3 separate regions of the Homo sapiens genome follow, and all the other regions are linked to region 1. A link is a contact called in ENCODE Hi-C or POLR2A ChIA-PET data. All regions are on one chromosome and are shown on one strand. Each heading gives the region's core, a stretch centred on a gene start or an enhancer-like site at or near the end of the contact. The rest is flanking DNA. Distances are from core to core; before and after follow the strand shown.

Region 1 (4,485 bases), core at 938-3,437:
TTTATGCTTGGGTGTAGTGAAGAATGGGCATTCACTTAGAAGTATGATTGGATAACAAGGGGGTATGACCTTAGCAATGGTTTTTAGTTTAGATTCTTCTTGGCCTCTGGGTAGAGGGGAAGAACTCTCTGGAAGGAGTCTTATGACTTCCTTTCAGGGGAGATAGGTCAAATAATTCTTTTATGACCATGCTTCAGAGAAGAAAGAAGAAGGTCAGAGAAGGAAAAAGAGAAGGTCAGTGAGACATTTCTACTTCTGCAGTTTTCTCAATTTCCTTCAGCTTAAAATACTCAGTTAAAACCAAGGTGCCATATTATGGGGTAGCATTTCCTGTGTCCCATTCATCTGATATCCTATGATCTTATTAAATTCACTTATCAAGTTTTTGTAGCTCTTTTTGTAGATACCTTAGAATTTTCTAGATAGATAGTTGTATCTTCTGCAAATAAATTTTTTACTTTCAACCTTTGTGCCCCTTTTCTCTTTTACTTGCCTTATTGCACTGTATAAGAGTTTCAGCACATTACTGCATAATAGTGGTGAGTAATGACAGCAGACATCCTTTTCTCTGCCCAGTCTTCGGGGAAAAGCATTCTTTTTACATTTTTTTTTTTTTTTTTTTTGCCATTTAGTGTGTTATGACTGTAGGTTTTTTATAGGTGCCTTGTGATAAGGGAGTTTTCCTATTCCTAATTTTCTAAGAACTTATGAATGGGTGTTGAATATTTGAAAGTGCAACTTCTGCATCTATTCGAATATGTGAATTTTCTTCTTTATTAATGTGGTAAATTATATTGATTTATTATCCAATGGTAGACTGACTGTGCATTCCTTAAATAAATCATTCCTGGCCATGGTGTAATATTATTTTTATACATTTCTGGATTCTGTTTGCTAATATTTTGTTGATAATTTTTACATATATATTAAAAAATTATTTTTATCTATAATTTTTTTTCTTGAAATGTCTGTGTTACTCTTGGTATTGGTGTAACGCTGGACTCATAAAGAGTTGAGAAATGCTCATTCCTCCTCTATTTTCTAAAAGTGTTTTTGTTTAAAGATTGTTATCTTTTATCTCTTAATATTTGAAAGAATTTAGCATTAAACCAGTTGGGCCTGAAATTTTCTTTGTGCAAAGATTTTGATTGTGAATTTCATTTCTTTAACGGTTATAAGGCTACTTAAATATTAGACTTCTATGATTTTCATCGTATTTCTAAGGAGATCATTCATTTCATTTACCAAATGTGTTAACATAATGTTGTTTATGATATTTGCTTTTTAACTTTCTAATGTCTGAAAATATTTTAGTTATATCTCCTTTTTAATTCCTGAATTTAGTAATTTGTGTTTTCTCTTTCTTTTTTAAAGTCTATCTAGGAGTTTGTCAACTTTATTAATGTTTTTAATGAATCAACCTTTTCTCTATTTTTTTGTTTTCTACTTTATTTTTACTCTAATTTTTATTGTTCTTTGCTTTTGCTTTTTGGGGGTTTAATTTATTGTTCTTTTTTAGCCTTTCAAGATAGAAACTTAGATTATTGATTTAACTTATTTTGCTATGCTGATATTTTACACATTAGCTCAGGTATATGACAGATACCATTATTGCTATCATTTTACAGATAAAGAAACTGAGGCTCAATGAACTTGTAACGCTTTAGTGTCAGAGCTCTAGAATGGGTGAAGGCCAGATTCAGACCCAGGCATCGTGACTCCCAAGTCTGCTTGTGGATCCTTGAAAGCAAGGGTGAGCCATAAGCATTGCACCTTTGAGAGAACTGGTAAGTTAGAACCGCAGGGACTTCTGAGAGCTTCCTTCATCATTTTCTGCATGCCTCCCAGTGTGCATAGTCTCTGCTCCTTCTCCCGTTAGCATGAGCCGTGTGTGTGATACAGTGTGAGCACTGGTGTGGAGGGTTCAGATCCATGTGGGTGGCCCCCACACTCTAGCCAAGTGAGCATGTAAAGATGTTTTTATGTAGCTTCATCGATAATTAACTTCCACTCTCTGCCTCATTCCATGCCTCCCCACTTGCCTTCCTCCCTCCCTCCAGCCTGGGTGCTTGGGGGCCTAGGCTGGGGACCTCACTGTGACTAGCTTAGCAATTCTCTAGCTCCAGGAGGCTGCCAGGACCCAGGCGGGAGTGCAGGAAGTTTTCAAGGTCTGTGCTCCAGGGTGTGTGATGACTTGACTGCTCCCTGAAGAGCTCGCTGCTTATAATCGCATAGTTTTTGGCATGTGCTCTCTGACAAAAGAACAGATGTTTCCTACAAGAACAAAAGAACAGGGCATAACTGTTGGCCTAACGCTTTGCCACTAATAACATTGAAAGTGGAAGCAACAAGTCCTAACGAGAAGGTCCCTACAGGATCATGAAGCCAGTGCCAGGGAATTGGAGTCAAAATGAAAGAACTCACGGCTGCTTTTACGTTTTAATAGGCAGTGTGCTGGATGTTTTTTAACCTCTTTGGATAAATAGCAACAGGCTATTCTTTCTAGCTGTGTTCATGAATTTTGTAGCTGTACAGTAATGATGGCTTCACAAGTTCCCTTACAAGATCCCAAGCCCGTGTCCATTTCAGAGACACACTGAGAGGGTTATGACAGGCTCGGCCAACCCTGCAGCATCAGCCTACAGTCCATATATGGGGGAAGCCTTAGCTAAATCGCAGCTCTCAGCCAAACTAAAAACACCAGAGCAAGTTTTTCTCTTTGTTGCTGGCTGGAACTTCAAAGCACGGAGAGCCCACACACAAAAATGAAAAACAAAGAACCCTAAAAAAGGGCCCAGCCTCAGAGCCCACCCCCAAAAGTTTAGTATGCCTCTTGTGTTAAAAACCTTTCACCCCATATGTCACATGTCACCCAGGGTTTCAGTCGCGTTCCTAGAGTCATTCCTCTGATTTTTCATCTCTGAAGAATATCTTCTTTGAGGTTGTCCTTGGCTTTCGCCCAAAGGAAAGACATTTATTTTTTCTCATTCTTTCCCCCAACCACCTACCCTGACTATTTCTTCAAACTAACAGACACAGTGAAAATATTATTTAAATGTTTTTAACTTCTTTTACCATGAACTGTTGTCACCAAAAAGGTTCAATGTTCGGGTTTAGTAAGTCATGGTTAGCAAAGAACATTCACAGCATCTGATGTCAACAGGATCTTTACAAATCTCTCCTCCTATTTCCCTTGGACTTTATTGAGAGGGATGGATACTATATCCCAATGTGGCAACTGGACATCCTCATTTATATTTGTGGTCCCAGCTTATACCTTTTTCCTGATGTTCTGTTTGCTGATTTGCATGATTCATTATATGATCACCTCTTCTTTAAGAAGGGGTTTTGAAAATATTTCTTATGATTCTAGCAATTTATATCAAATTTTATGGTGCTATCATTATAATGCGAATGTGGGAAATGCAGAACCAAAACCTTGAAGCGACTTGAAATTTTCATAAGGCAAATCCATTCATCACATATACATTTGAGTCCATGTTATTTTTCTGAAAATGTGGTTGAGCTAATGCAATTATGAAAATGTTGTTTCTTGGAAATGAAAAGGTTTTGTGTTCAGCAGGGTACATAAAGTAGGTGTAAGCACTCTCATATTTGGGCTCCAAATATGGGTTACATGTTGAGACTGAGTGCCAGTTGAGGAGCACATTAAAAAAACACCCAATCATATGATTGTGTTATTCATAGTTATACATTCTGTGTCCCAGAGACTAAATATCAACAGCAGATTCCTTCAAAGATTGGATGGGTATGAGTGACAAAGTGACGGATCTTAACATCTTGAAATGGTGGCAGAATTGAGTTAGCTGTTTTTATAAAAAAAAATAGGCCAGGACGGAAGTTAGACACATTAGTGCTGCTGAATTTGTTTTGAATCAACTCTGTGGCTCTAGGCAACCAGATTTCTCTCCATGTGTCGGTTTCCTGATCTGCAAAATGGGCATAAATGTGTTTTCTCTAGGACCTCTCTCAAAATTCTCACGAAGATAAAACAGGCCTTTATTTGGGATAGTGCTTTGAAAGTAACGCATATTACACATGTTTCTCAAGCTGTACTTAAAACAGCAGGCTGTGATTTTGAGGCAGCCACATCAGAAGGTGTCTGGAGCTCTCGGCCTCTGTGGGGCATGCTCAGAGTGAATTGAAATTTTTGGTCAGTGAATCCTGGTGGCTAAATGACTATTTTCCATATTTAATTCATCTATTTTTAGCTTATTTTCATGACTTGATTCAGAACTTAATAGAAACAAATGTGCATCTATTACAATTCAAAATTGAACTTCCTGGGTGGTGTTGGGTGGGAGAAACAGAGATTGAAATGAGAGAGAGAGAGAGGAAAACTTAACATTTCTATGGTAATAAAAAAGTAGTTTTTACAAAACTGAAAACACTAAAAATTGAACCCACAAAAATGGTATGATGAAACCAACTGAATTTCTGCATTTGGAAGCAAACCAGAACTCG
Region 2 (4,485 bases), core at 1,391-3,890, 750 kb after region 1:
TCATCTGGCTCTTTCCATGACAAAACCAACACATGGTAGACGTGACCCCCAGCTCCTCCTGCAACCCTGGAGCAATATTTTAGGAAGACGGTGGGATTCCTGCTCATAGAATCGGCACCTGAATTTTGCTGTCATCAAAGAACATGCCTGATTCCACCCTGACTGAAATACTGCCTGCAGTTCACCTCTCTGAGCTGAGTTTCCTGATCCACATAACGGAGAAATAAGAATCCATATCCAACAGGGAGTTTTAATGCTAAATAAGACAAATAATATGGAAATATTACCATAGAAATGTGTATACAGAAATATAGATGATTATCTAAATGCTGATTGTATCTACCAAAGGTATAAATAGGTTACCAGTACTGCTATTACTAATGGCCTAGATTTATCAAGCACTGACTACCTAACAGGAAGGAAACTGGGCATTTTACATGCACTATCTCATGCCATCTTTTCGTCATACTTATCATTTTTATTCCCATTTTACAGATGAGAAAACTAAGGCCTGATCACAAAGCTAATAGAAATGACAGTCATTTTACTAAATGCTCATAATAGCTCATTCAGATAGGTAATATTCTCAATACTGATGAGGACCCTGACACACAGAGAGCTAAATAATACTAGAACTAGAGTTTGAATCTAGATCCTTCTGGCACCAAAGCTCATCTTCTTTCCTCTACGCCATAATATATTTAACAAAGCAAGCAAAACAGTGACTGGGATATTTGGACCTCACAGCAATGCTTTGTTTTGGTTCGTGATGATTTTTCAGCCACCCTAAGTTCTTCCTTCCCTCTTGCTGCCTACCAAGTAAATCCCACTCAGAGAGGTGGCTCACTGCTTCATGGTTTCCACGACACTAAAAGTCACTTCATGCTTCACAGGAAGATGGTGGTGGATAGCGTGTCTCATTTTCATTCACTCACTAATCCAACTAATATTTCAAGTCCTGCTCAGAGACATGCAAAGTCTCATTGTCATTACACCCGACTCACAATCACCTCCCCCTTCTCTTAACCTCCACCACTCCTTTGCTGCCCTACTGTTATGTCACATATCTTTCCTGTATTAAGATTCGTGAAATAATCTTATTTTCTCTAACAGACTGTGAGTTCCTTGAACATAGCTTCTCTGGATATCTTCATACATATATATATATACACATACAACATGTGATAACTATATATATAGTAAAAATATTGAATAAATCAATGAGTGAATAAATGTCTACATGTCCAAAAAGAATAAACAATGGCTTCTGTACACAATTTTCTTTAAAATTTAAGGGTATTAAGGTTTTGTTTATGTAACCAAAAAAATTCTTCAATGATTTTTACTAAATTCCAATTATTTTACTAGGAATATAGAGGAAAAATCTTATAAGAACCCCCAAAAATTTTAAAATTCATACAGGAGCCTACAAAATCTTAATTTTGCCTCCTTTCTCAGCATTCCATTGTCATTCCTGGGCTCTGCTTGTGGCGTTTCTCAAGGCTTTCAGCACTGCAGTCACCACAAAACCATAAAATAGGGACATTGATCTCTATTCCAAGAAACAGAAACAGTAGAGTAAAAAATATAAAAGCAATGTTTTCATCGCTTATAAAAATGTGAGGGACTATTTGGACACGACTCAGGTGAAAATAAGGGCAGAAATAATGTCATATGGGAGAAAGGAAGCTAAAGTGTGGAATCATAAAATAACTTAAAGGTCCTAATCTCCTAGCTTTGCATAGGACCATGAAAGTCAGTATCTGCACCTCGAGCGGAGATGATTTGTCCAAAGTCACCCAGCTTGTTCACCACTGAGTCAGGACCTGAGCATGTGTTTCTGATTTCTGCTTCAAAGTTCTTTCATGGAAGAAGTGAGGTTTTCATGCTATTGAAAGTTTGGGCTGAAAATTACAGTTCAGATCCAATTCCTTAAGCGTCTGCAGGCATGAGAACAGGTTTAGGAAGTTTCTCTCTTTTAAAGCAACTTTGTGTTGGTTTGAGTATAGCTACTATTAGGCTTATGTAACTAATATTTGTCAGGGCTACCTACATGCTTTTGAGATATAAAGACTACTCCTTCCACTAAACTGTCAGAGTCTATATAATTTTTGAAGTGCCACAGAGCAAAGCAGTACATATTTATCTAACGGTGTCTTCACAATTTTAAGTCTGGACTATAGTTTTCAGATTGTCCTCTTTTGTAATAAGGAAGGAAAGGACAACTCGCATAGGCGTTGAGAGCCAGAATTTTAAGCTTAAATGGTTAACTGCGATTAGGTGGGATTTTTTTTTCCTCCATGTGTAAAAACACTGGTTGGCATAAGGCATACATTTTTACACACAAAACTCAAGTTGCAAGTCTATAGGAAAAAATGTGCACCAAAGTTTTCTCAATTGTCACCGTTGCAAACTAGAACTTCTTTACCCTTCTCCTCTGTTGCATTATTCTAGAAAACTTCTAAGTAAAATGCAGGAGCACAACCAATAAGGCGCCTGCCACTTCCTCAGTGGGAAGCGTCATAAGTAGTACTTTCCATTTGAAGCTGATGTCTTAAAATATCTTTGTTTCTAAGTACTTTTGTTTTGAAAGATCTGGGAGGGGGCGGGGAGTGGAAGGGGAGGGGGAAGAATGGGCAGGAGGGGATTTCCCAAGAAGGCCAAATAACAAGAAGTATAATGATGGCTTGCTGTGATGAAAATGGAAAAAAGTTGTAATACATGAAAGAAATATTTTCAACGCAGAAGTAAGAGCCAAACTTCACTGAGTTGAAGGCAGCTGAGAACGCTGTGCCCCTGTGGGATGAGGGAAGGCTGAGGGTGGTTGAGAATTCTCTGTGATGCAATATGGAGGAAGCTGAATGCTGGGGGTGAAAAATGCCCTCTAGCAATAAAGTCCTCCACCTCCTGCCTAACGGGTATGATTAATTCTACATCACACTCAATTTGTGAAAAGAGCTCTTGAAAAAAAATTAGGACGGTTTGCTTGTGCAAACTGTCAAAATGATGAATGAAATAGGTGTGTATGAATGGGGAGGGAGGGGGAGGATTGCTGACATAAATAGATTGGCTTACACATTTTAGTTCTCCCTAATATCACAGCTGTGCAGTCAGGACTGAGACAACTGCCAACTGCAAGATGCGGTTCGTTTTCTTAACTGCATATGTAGTCTTCAGACTACGATACAACAGATTATACAAGAACTGAGATAATCTCATTTCTTCATAAATTGTCTTCCTTCATCAGCTCCATAATATATAACCATGATAATGGGTATTTATAGTGTGTCCCATGCAAAATGGCCTTTGGGTTCTTAACCTAATATAATAAACAGATAATTCAAATAAAAAGACAGCACGGGCCAGTGGGAACAAGGGAAAGAGGCCAAAAAAGACAAAAAATCCATACTCTACTAAAATATATTAATAAAACAAAGGAGGGCCTGCTCTCTTTTCTAGTGAATGAAAAATGCATTTAATTTAATCTGTTTACTTTGAGAAATTATTTACTTTCACTTTCCCTCACACTGGAGCTCTGACTACTCCTGGAACTGATCATCTCTACTAATCACCAAGATTCCTGCCATCAGTTGGCCTCTTTAGGAGGGGCCATTCATGCTTCTCCTAAAGAAATGTATGCTTCTTGTCTTTCCTCGGAGGGCCTCAAAAGGCCTCAGTACCCCATCAGCCCTCACCATTGCTCTGTGCGGAAGTGACCAGTATTAATATGTTTAATATCTTGGTTTATTAACCACAGATTGCGTGACTACAGTCTTCTTGCAAAAGAGTCCAATGAAATACACAAACATTTTAAAATCTCCCTTCACCTCCCTCCCCAAACTAAACACCTCCCCAACTTTGCTCCCTAAGAAACTCACCATTAAACAGTTGAATATGTCTCATTCCATTCCTTTTCCATGCATTTATATGCATATACCTATACACATTCATGCATAAATAGGGGTGTGTGTGTGTAGAAGGCAGAGGAAGTGTAATTTGTTTTGTTTTTCATTAAAGCATAACTTCGGGCACCGTCAGTGTCAATACCTGATGATCTATTTCATTTTGTTTGGTGTCTTTAGAGTATTCCATAGTGTGGATAGGCCACAATTTATGGAATCATTCTGCTATTAAATAATGTTTCAGGCCAGGTGTGGTGGCTCACACCTGCAATCCCAGCATTTTGGGAGGTCGAGGTGGGCGGAACACCTGAGGCCAGGAGTTGGAGACCAGCCTGACCAACATGGCAAAACCCCATCTCTACTAAAAATACAAAAATTAGCCGGGCGTGGTGTCAGGTGCCTGTAATCCCAGCTACTCGGGAGGCTGAGGCATAAGAATTGCTTGAACCTGGGAGGTGGAGGTTGCAGTGAACTGAGATTGCACCACTGCACTCCAGCCTGGAGGATAGCGCGAGACTCCGTCTCAAAAAAAAAAAAAAAAAAAAAAAAGAATGTTTCAGATGTTTCAGTTGTCCAACAAGGA
Region 3 (4,485 bases), core at 929-3,428, 640 kb after region 1:
AGAAAGAAAAAAAGTATACATCATCATCTCTTCTTCCTTATGCCTCATCATAATTACACGTGCAGGATTTTTCCTCCTTATCGCCATCATGTATGTAAAATCATTTTTATTACCTTTTAACTTTATCAGATAAGCATTTTATAGGATAAAAACAATTCCTATATCCTTGTTTGTGCCAGGAGAGTATCTGTGAGAGCCTTAGCAGAAGGAGATCCAGAAGACAAATCAATTAATAAGTGTAAATTACACTTAATATTTGACAAGCACTATGGTACCAAAGGCAGAGTTCTTGTCCTAGAGGGCCGTACAACTCATTTAATGACAGGAATATGAGATGAGAAAAGGGAACTGAATAACTGCAGGAGTGTGTGTGTGTGTGTGTGTGTGTGTGTGTGTGTGTGTGTTGGTATGTGATGAAGCAAATATAACTATACATGACAATCAAAAACATTTTCAGATATATAAAATATAGAAAGATAGTTCTGTTTTGATTCAAGGATCTTGAAAATTTCTAAGCACTTTTTTGTATCTCCTTTTTATTTTCCATGATACTTTAAAGAGGTAAAGGAAGACATTGGGAAAATGTTTTAAATTATTGTTATAGAAATGAACCCAAACAGGCGCCAACTATGATTTTTTTTTTCAAAAACTCATTGTTACTGAATTCAGATAGTTGCCCATCCTTTATCAGCCATTCAAGTCAATCAAGAATAAAAGATTATTTATTTTTTCAAGATTGATTTTTAATGTGTGGATATTCTTTGAAGCCCTCTGGCTATAATTCATGCAAACACATTCAAAATATATAACTGAAAGGCAAATGTGACTACTCTCTGGACTTCATGGCTTGTCACTGAACACACGTTCACAAAACCTGAGCATGTCCCAGCATCCAGAATCCACAAGATGGCATTAGTGTTCACTTTTTTCCCCCGTTTTAAAGCAGTTAATTTTATGACTGTCACTAAATTGTCTTTTTTTTAAGAAAAAGATAAATATTTTTCCTCTCCTGAGATATTTCTTAATATGATTAACAATGATTAATTTGATATCTTTGGAAAGACTTGAAGTAAAAGAAAATGACTTGCCTGTTCTTCGTATCTGTGTTTTGAAAGTTGATCACCTCATTCCTCCAATTCTATATCTCTCCTCTTTTATAAGACCCAGAGGCTGCACTGTCCAATACAGTCACCAGAAGCCATATGTGCTATTTACATTTATTACACTTAACTTTTAAGATTCAGATCTTCAGGCCAGGTGCAGTGGCTCATCCTGTAATCCCAGCGCTTTGGGAGGCCTAGGCGGGTGGATCACTTGAGGTCAGGAGTTGGAGACCAGCCGGGTCAACATGATGAAACCCTGTCTCTATTAAAAATACAAAAATTAGCTGGGTGAGGTGGCAGGCGCCTGTGGTCCCAGCTACTTGGGAGGCTGAGGCAGGAGAATCACTTGAACCCAGGAAGCGGAGGTTTCAGTGAGCCGAGATCGTGCCACTGCACTCCATCCTGGGTAACAGAGCAAGACAAGACTCCACCTCAAAAAATAATAATAATAATAAGTAAATAAAAATAAATAAATAAATAATAAAATTCAGATCTTTGGTTGCACTAGCCACATTTCATGTGTTCAATAGCCGCATGAGGCTCGTGGCCACCATACTGTACAGAGCAGATATTAAACATTTCATGACCCCAGAAAGCTCTATTGGACAGCACTAACTAAAGAATAATAACTCAGGGACCTGAATCTATATCCAGAAACTGATACGTACAAACAATATCCCCCTGTTGATGATATCTGTCTTTGTGACATTTACATTCTGATATAAAAATAGAGGTGAACAGAACGTTGAAATTTAAATGCAAACTTTCACCCACCTCTGTGTACAGAGTGTTCTAGGAGCATTGCTGCATCCTTCAAAATATTCTCATGTGAGTCGTGTGTTTAGGATGCAAACTACTTTACACAATATTGGGCATCTTCATGACAGCTATTGACGTCTTTAATTATTTTTAACTCCACTTATATTATTGAGCTCAGTGTAGTCATGGCTTTCAGAAGCACAAAAACAAAATAGTAGGGCTGGAAAGGGAGCTGCAGATCATCTGATCCTGCCTTCTTGTATGATTCATTAGGCTGCAAGGCCATAGAATGAGGCATGTGATGTAACAGGAAGTCCTTTGGCCCAGGAGACCAGAAACAAAATCTATTCTGGGAGATCTTGGTTGAACTTTTCTGTACCCAAGTTTCATTACACAGGAAATGAAGGGATTGGGAAAGGTTATTTGCAGGTTTACTTTCAGCTCTCAATGTCTCTCTTGTGTTACATTTAGTGTCAGGAATCAAAGGGGTTTCAAAGTCACAAGATAAAAATAGTACATCTACCTTGAGTATTAATTTTACTCAAAGATTTAAAAAGGAAAAGGTAAGTATGTTGACTGATAAGTGATTTAAAAATTATCTTTTTATCTCTAAAAAATGCAGATGTGTTTTTGGAGGAGATAAAACATAAAATACAAAGAAATATTATGCCAGCACTGAGCTACTTGAGATACACTCCCAAACCCCTTCAGGATTTTCATTCATTCTTTCTGCCTTTAGGGACAGTTTTTAAACATTTGAGAAATGCTTCAATAGGTAATAGCACAGAAGTGAAAAGCCTTCCAATGACAAATTGGGAGACTTCCCTGCTGTTTGATAAGGAATACAAGCTCAGAAATTACAGTTAAATCCGTAACAGGATTAAAGTTCATTCACAAAGAAATACAAAGCAATGATGTAATGCTTAATAGTGATGATGTTGGTAATGATGCCAGAAATCTGGGCTAAATAATTATTAAATTTCATATAAACATAGACTCTGGATTTCCTAGAGGCTAGGTAAAGAGAAAACAGAATGGGTGATATCATTCTCATTTTATAATAAATGAAGAATATAGTCACATAAGAAAAATAGACAAACATTCCCAAACTAAAAAATAAAAAATAAAAAAAATCAGAGAGATTGAATGCAAGTGTGTTTTATAAGAAACATAAATTAACATTGTGTTTAATAGCAATTTTACAAATGATAGAGAGGTATTCTTCATAAAGCCATTTCTTAGATTGACCCTGGATAAAGGTCAAAAACATGTTAATGTATTGGGAATTTGTCGAACCACTTCTACAGAAAGGGAAACACTAATATTCTCCAGGCATATAGCATTTGGGTGACCTAACTTGGAAGAAGGGTAGAGCTTAGAAAATTTGAAGAAATGGATGACTAGAATGCTCACTTCTAATTTTTAAATAACAAGTGCCTTATTACTTATTTTGCCCATTAAAATACCACCAATGCCAAAAGAAAGCCATATCATACCAAAAGGAATGAATTTAGATACACCATCAAATATCAGTTGTTTGAAAGAGAGATGATACAGGAGAAGCATCTATAATGATGTTTCTTGTCCCTAAAAATAAACCACCAACAAATATTAATTATCCAAGATCCTACTGTCAACTAAGATAAAAATATATTGCTAATTCTTGTCTTGGATTTTCAAGTGGCAATGGTGATTAGGTACTAATCAGTAGATAACCTTTCTTCCTTGAATATTTTTTATCGCGGTAAAAAGCACATGCGATTACATTTACCATCTTAACCATTTAAGTGTATAGTTCTGTGGTCTTAAGTACATTCCCATTGTTGTGCAATATATCTGTAGCACTTTTCATCTTGCAAAACTGAAACTTTACCCATTAAACACCTTTTCCCTCAACCCTTGGCAACCACCATTTTACTTTCTTTCTATGCTTTTGACTATCTTAAATGCCTCATATGAGTGGAATTATACAGTATTTGTGCTTTTTAAATTTTCTCCTTTTAATGCTGAATAATAGTCCATTCTGTGTATATACCACATTTTATTTGCCCATTCATCCATTGACGAACATTTGGACTGCTTCTACCTCTTGGCTATTGTAAATGGTGCTACAATGAAAATGTTGCACAAATATCTCTGTGAAATCATTCTTTCAATTTCTTTGGATATATACCTAGAAGTAAGATTGTTGGATCATATGATAATTCTATTTTTGATTTTTTTGAGGAAGTTTCACACTGCTTTCCATAATGGCTGCACCATTTTACATTTTCACCCACAGTACATAAGAGTTTCAATTTCTCTACATCCTTGCGAACACTTATTATTTTCTGTCCTTTTGAAGGTAGCCTTCCTAATGGACAATGGTTGTTTCTATGCTGCTCTATCAACTTTGCCAGCCAGACTTTTGGCAGGGATATTGTACAGCAAGCAATTCAAGATGGAGGATGCTTGAACGATCTCAATTATAGGCTAATAACAGAATTGCAAGGGTTGCAAAAGTCATAAATCTGTACATTCATTTAATTTGAAATGGTGTAATAATGGTGAGTAGTTAAATAGTGGTGCCTTCAGTGTACAGTAGTAGTCATCATTGACGTGACAGCAGCAGCAGCTATGTTGT

Evidence for each region. Hi-C counts contacts between places; a loop is a spot of excess contacts on that map. ChIA-PET counts read pairs that join two places held with the same protein, here RNA polymerase II (POLR2A). Pooled maps may share reads with other maps.
Region 2: a loop to region 1 is called in a pooled map, with 3 times the contacts of the local background. The contact joins two enhancer-like sites. A Hi-C loop is called at or near these places in 5 of 50 pooled maps. POLR2A ChIA-PET finds 5 or more read pairs at or near these places in 2 of 52 experiments (WTC11 and activated T-cell).
Region 3: a map of endothelial cell of umbilical vein shows a loop between it and region 1 (3-fold over the local background). The contact joins two enhancer-like sites. A Hi-C loop is called at or near these places in 1 of 168 maps with a recorded cell type or tissue (endothelial cell of umbilical vein) and 6 of 50 pooled maps. POLR2A ChIA-PET finds 5 or more read pairs at or near these places in 2 of 52 experiments (MCF 10A and activated B cell).

The regions. Positions count from the first base shown.
Region 1 is chr6:156,165,638-156,170,122 of GRCh38, reverse strand. LOC101928923 (a long non-coding RNA gene) reads left to right here. Exons shown (of 9, transcript XR_001744423.2): 4 at 1,629-1,787. Among named protein-coding and RNA genes, the nearest start is that of SNORD28B, 210 kb to the left of the region's middle. Within about 2 kb of position 2,187, at least 11 of the 41 ENCODE cell types and tissues checked have a DNase peak (open chromatin) inside an H3K27ac peak, as active enhancers do; they include endothelial cell of umbilical vein, where a contact is called at or near this core.
Region 2 is chr6:155,416,711-155,421,195 of GRCh38, reverse strand. The region is part of intron 10 of NOX3 (NADPH oxidase 3); the gene reads left to right. Among named protein-coding and RNA genes, the nearest start is that of NOX3, 37 kb to the left of the region's middle. RefSeq lists enhancers at 2,585-2,644, 2,745-2,894. Within about 2 kb of position 2,640, at least 9 of the 41 ENCODE cell types and tissues checked have a DNase peak (open chromatin) inside an H3K27ac peak, as active enhancers do.
Region 3 is chr6:155,526,849-155,531,333 of GRCh38, reverse strand. No RefSeq gene overlaps it. Among named protein-coding and RNA genes, the nearest start is that of NOX3, 73 kb to the right of the region's middle. Within about 2 kb of position 2,178, at least 7 of the 41 ENCODE cell types and tissues checked have a DNase peak (open chromatin) inside an H3K27ac peak, as active enhancers do; they include endothelial cell of umbilical vein, where a contact is called at or near this core.